Linked DNA regions of Homo sapiens: region 1 is linked to region 2. Evidence: read pairs that join two places in POLR2A ChIA-PET (ENCODE). Cell type or tissue: GM12878. All regions are shown on one strand.

What was found. ChIA-PET counts read pairs that join two places held together with the same protein. Peaks named below come from ENCODE experiments on the same cell type or tissue, not always from the same donor. Only the 100,000 strongest peaks of a DNase experiment are listed, where the experiment ranks them.
Region 1: POLR2A ChIA-PET joins it to region 2 with 11 read pairs; 3 of 35 experiments call an interaction of 5 or more read pairs at or near these places.

What each region holds. Positions count from the first base shown.
Region 1 is chr15:64,475,461-64,477,960 of GRCh38, reverse strand. All of the region lies in intron 1 of ZNF609 (zinc finger protein 609), which reads right to left. Among named protein-coding and RNA genes, the nearest start is that of ZNF609, 16 kb to the right of the region's middle. In GM12878, no CTCF peak of the experiment used is centred here; no DNase peak of the experiment used is centred here; H3K27ac peaks cover 188 bases.
Region 2 is chr15:64,752,543-64,755,042 of GRCh38, reverse strand. The region is part of intron 1 of RBPMS2 (RNA binding protein, mRNA processing factor 2); the gene reads left to right. Among named protein-coding and RNA genes, the nearest start is that of MIR1272, 8.7 kb to the left of the region's middle. RefSeq lists enhancers at 88-267, 308-367. In GM12878, no CTCF peak of the experiment used is centred here; DNase peaks (open chromatin) are centred at 1,102 and 1,422.

The DNA.
Region 1 (2,500 bases), 280 kb after region 2:
AATATAACATGTGGACAGAAATAAGATATGCAGCCAGGCACAGTGGCTCATGCCTATAATCCCAGCACTTTGGGAGGCTGAGGTGGGTGGATCACCTGATGTCAGGAGTTCCAAGACCAGCCTGGCCAACATGGTAAAACCCCGTTTCTACCAAAACCATAACAATTAGCTGGGCGCGGTGGCGCATGCCTGTAATCCCAGCCAGTCGGGAGGCTGAGGTGGGAGACTTGCTTGAACCTGGGAGTTAGATGTTGCAGTGAGCTGAGATCGCGCCACTGCACTCCAGCCTGGGTGACAGAGCGAGACTCTGTTTCAAAAAAAAGAAAAAAAAAAAAAAGGAAATAAGACATTCCATTCCATTGCTTGCATATTAGGTATACATTTTAGCTTCTAGCCAATTACCTAAATAGCTGTCTGGCCTAAGGGACTTCTGTTTCCTATCAGCTTCATGAAAGGAGAAAAGGGAAAGGGTAACAAGAAAAATAATGAAGTAGAAGAGTTAGAAAAGGGTAAGTAAAGCAGGCCAGGCGTGGTGGCTCACGCCTGTAATCTCAGCACTTTGGGAGGCTGAGGCCGGCGGATCACGAGGTCAGGAGATCGAGACCATCCTGGCTAACACGGTGAAACCCCATCTCTACTAAAAATACAAAAAATTAGCTGGGTGTGGGGGCAGGCGCCTGTAGTCCCAGCTACTTGGAAGGCTGAGGCAGGAGAATGGCCTGAACCGGGGAGGCAGAGCTTGCAGTGAGCCAAGATCACGCCACTGCACTCCAGCCTAGGCAACAAAGCAAGACACCGTCTCAAAAAAAAAAAAAAAAAAAAAAGAAAGAGAAGAGTAAGCAAGGGAATAAACAAATAAATTTACAATGTGCAATTCAAACAAGAGAGCATCTAGACATAAGAAAACTTCATCTTTAGGCTGCTGAAATTAGGTACTGAGACTTCCAAAACACAGCTAATGTGTTGAGAGGAAGTCAAAGCACCAAAAACCTGAAAATTCACGCTTTAGGCCAGGCGCATAGCACACACTCTTTGAAAGCTTATTTTTAAAGAGCTACCTGAAATAAAGTTGCTGAGGCCTCACTAAGAAGAGAGAAGGTTATGATACTGGGCTTCTCCCTTTGAGGAAGGAAAAAAGTCAGAGGCCTACCTCACCCATCACTCCAGGCAACCAAGGCTCAGTCAGCAGAAGGGTAAATCCCACCCCTCAGGGAACTGGGTTAGAAGGTCTCTAGTTCCACCCCTGCTGTCTTCCAGACAAGACTGACTGCAATTTTCACCCCAGTTAACTTCCAGTGATGCCAGCAAGAGGAGCAGACAGGAGAAAAGAACATAAGGAGTAGCTATTTCTCCTCAGTGTCAGCTGGACTCTGGAACAACTGTAGACATTGCCTTTCTCTCTGCTGGGCAGAAGAGAATCCACTAATCTCAGGGAAGTGCCTAACAACCCAGTAACACAACATTTCTCAAAGATCTCTACTTTAACCATCTTATTTAGGGTTGCAACCCCTCCCACCTCTCCTACCTAACCCTCTTTTCCACTCCCAATTCTCCTTATCCTGCTGTACTTTTCCCCATATCATATATTACCTTTCTAATTTTATATATTATTATGTTTATTTCTATCTCCTATTCAAAGATAATATCCATGAGGTTGATTTTTTTTTTTTGGTCTATTTTGTTCATTGATCTTAAACAACTAGAACAGGGCATCCAATAAATATTTATGGAATGAAGTGAGAAAGAAAAACTAAAAAGACCTCCCAGAAGTCAACCACACCCAGATGGCCCAACAATGCCTATATTGCCCTAGCAGAACCAATTTGGTTCCTGTGACTAAATTTATCTCACCTCCACCTGCCATGCATCACCACTAGACCCTTGCTGCAAGTTTTCTATCAGCTCGGATGTATGGAACCACAGTACAGTCATATGCAGTAAAGGCAACAAATGCTTGTCCTTGAATCTGAACAATTTCTCAAGGCATTCACCGTCTGCCTTTTCCCTAGTTTATTCAATTTGGGATAAAATGTGTTGAATGGAAGTTACGTTACTTTTGCATAAAAAGAAGTCTAAAAAAATCACAATTTCTTTTTTCAAGAATCAAGTTCTAATTCAATTCATCAAGCATTAATTAAGCATAAAGTTATATTCAAAGAAGCACTGGGCTAAGAGTTTACGGAACAGAGGAGACACAGGTATCTCACGAGCTTAAAATGAGGGATGAAGAAAATATATTCACAAATAATTACAGTTAAAGACAACATGCGGGCTGGGCGCGGTGGCTCATGCCTGTAATCCAAGCACTTTCGGAGGCCAAGGCAGGTGGATCACGAGGTCAGGAGTTCGAGACCAGCCTGGCCAAGATGGTGAAACTCAACCCCGTCTCTACTAAAATACAAAAATTAGCCAGGCGCGGTGGCGGGCAACTGTAATCCCAGTTACTCGGGAGGCTGAGGCAGGAGAATCGCTTGAACCTGGGAGGTGGAGGTTGCAGTGA
Region 2 (2,500 bases):
AATTAGCCTGGGTGAAATGTGTGGCCCCTGGGGAGAACTGAAGCAGAGGTTTCCGTGGGTCTGCTCTGGTCTGGGTCTTTGACCCAAATCATGTCCTGCTTTCCTGGGGAGGAAGGGGAGGAGAGAAGGGAGTGGTACCGATCTAGGTCCCTCCATCAGGACGCTGGTGGCTGCACTCTTGGCCCATCCTCTGGGGTGAGGTGTTGGAGGCAGACCCTGGGCTACCCAGAGGGCTTGGTGCTCGGGTCCTGTCGTCCTTTCCCAGCACCCAAAGCACCCATCACCTCTGCCAGGCTGGGCACGTAGTAGGAAGACTTGGGTTTTGGGTTTTTTTTTTTTGAGACGGAGTTTTGCTCTTGTTGCTCAGGCTGGAGTGCAGTGGGCCAGGCTGGGCATGTAGTAGGAAGACTTGGGTTTTGGGTTTTTTTTTTGAGACGGAGTTTTGCTCTTGTTGCCCAGGCTGGAGTGCAGTGGTGTGATCTCAGCTCACTGCAACCTCTGCCTCCCGATTCAAGTGATTCTCCTACCTCAGCATCCCTTGTAGCTGGGATTATAGGCATGCGCCACCACACCCAGCTAATTTTGTATTTTTTAGTAGAGACGGGGTTTCTCCATGTTGGTCAGGCTGGTCTTGAACTCCCAACCTCAAGTGATCCACCCACCTCGGCCTCTCAAAGTGCTGGGATTACAGGTGTAAGCCACCACGCCCAGCCTTTTTTTTCTTTTTTTCTGAGATGGAGTCTCACTCTGTCGCCCATGCTGGAGTGCAGTGGTGCGATCTTGGCTCACCACAACCTCTGCCTCCTGGGTTCTAGTGATTCTCTTGCCTCAGCCTCCGAAGTAGCTGGGACTGCAGGGATGGGCCACCACACCTGGCTAATTTTTTGTATTTTTAGTAGAGATGGGGTTTTACCACGTCGGCCAGGCTGGTCTCAAACTCTTGACCTCAAGTGATCCACCCGCCTCAGCCTTCCAAAGTGCTGGGGTTACAGGCATGAGCCACTGCACCTGGCCGAGGCCTGGGTTTTGAGTTCCAGGTCTGCTGCCTTTAAAGAACAAGCCATGTGACCTTGGACAAGTCACTTCTGCTTGGGGATTCACACGCACACCTCAAGGCCCTTACATCAAAGGGCAGAGAGGCCTGCTGGGCTCAGGTCAGGAGCTCGGTTTCACCCATCCTGGATCCTTGGCTATCCAGACCCCCAGATGCTGCCAACAACAAAGCAGGATTCGAGTGGTGTCTCCGTGGGACATGAGCTGCCAGGGCTGTGAGGTGTGAGGTGCCATCACCCCAACCCCGGGCACAGAGGCTGGTATAGTGGTGCCTCTACTGAGGGGAAGACGTGTCCCAAGGGAGAAGATGCGTCCCAAGCGGCCCGAGATTCTGCTGAATGGGCTTGGCAAAAGCTCACGTGAGGTTTGTCTTCACCATGGCTGAGAGTCAAAGTTTAAGAGACAAAGTTTGTCTTCACCGTGGCTGAGAGTCATTCTTGCGTGGGTGGGAGTGGTGACACCAGTAACCAGCAGCTATCCTGGCTGATTTCCTTTGACATTCTTGGCTCTGTTGAGTTCTCTGGGTGCATTGGGTGTAGTTTTACCTAACATTGCTCCAGCTTCCTGAGACAAGCCACTGATAAAAGCCATCGTCTCAGAAAGGCTGTTGTCTGGGGTCAGCGGGCCATCACTAGAGAGCGGAGCAAGTTCTTTGGTACCTCTCAAGAAGGGGATGTGGCCCACTGTAGGGCAACTTAATGCTTTCAAGAATGGCCGCGTGATGGGGTGAGGCATGTGAACTTCTAAAATCTGCAGCGGTGAGTTCAGAAGACCTGTGCTTGGCTTCGCAGGAGGAGATGTGGCCCAGAGCAGGAGTCAAGCGTGTAGGGACGCTCTGCTTGTTCACATTTTTCATTATTCAGGAAGCCACGGTTTCAAAAAATGTTTTGAATGGATCTAAGCTATGGAAAGTCTCCCCTTCCCCATCACAATTTTTGGCTGATCAGGGCTTGCTAGTTTAGCATCCGGTGCCAGCAGCGTTTAAATAGCAGCAGTGGCTACAGTCACAGGATGGACACCTAGTGTTTAGATCTGGCTTGTAACCATGTTGGGGGCAATGCTCAAAATTCACAGCATCAGCCGGGCACGGTGGCTCAATCCTGTCATCTCAGCACTTTGGGAGGCCGAGGTGGGCGGATCACTTGCGGTCAGGAGTTCGAGACCAGCGTGACCAATGTGGTGAAACCCCATCTCTACTAAAAATGCAAAGAATTAGCTGGGCATGGTGGTGCATGCATGTAATCCCAGCTACATGGGAGGCTGAGGCAGGAGAATCGCTTGAACCGGGGAGGCAGAGGTTGCAGTGAGCCGAGATGGCGCCACTGCACTCCAGTCCGGGTGACAGCAAAACTCCATCTCAAAAAAAAAAAAACTCACAGCATCAAATGCTTCACCTGAAGCTGGCAAGATCTTAGCGTGTTCTTCAAAACTCAGCATAATGGTTTTG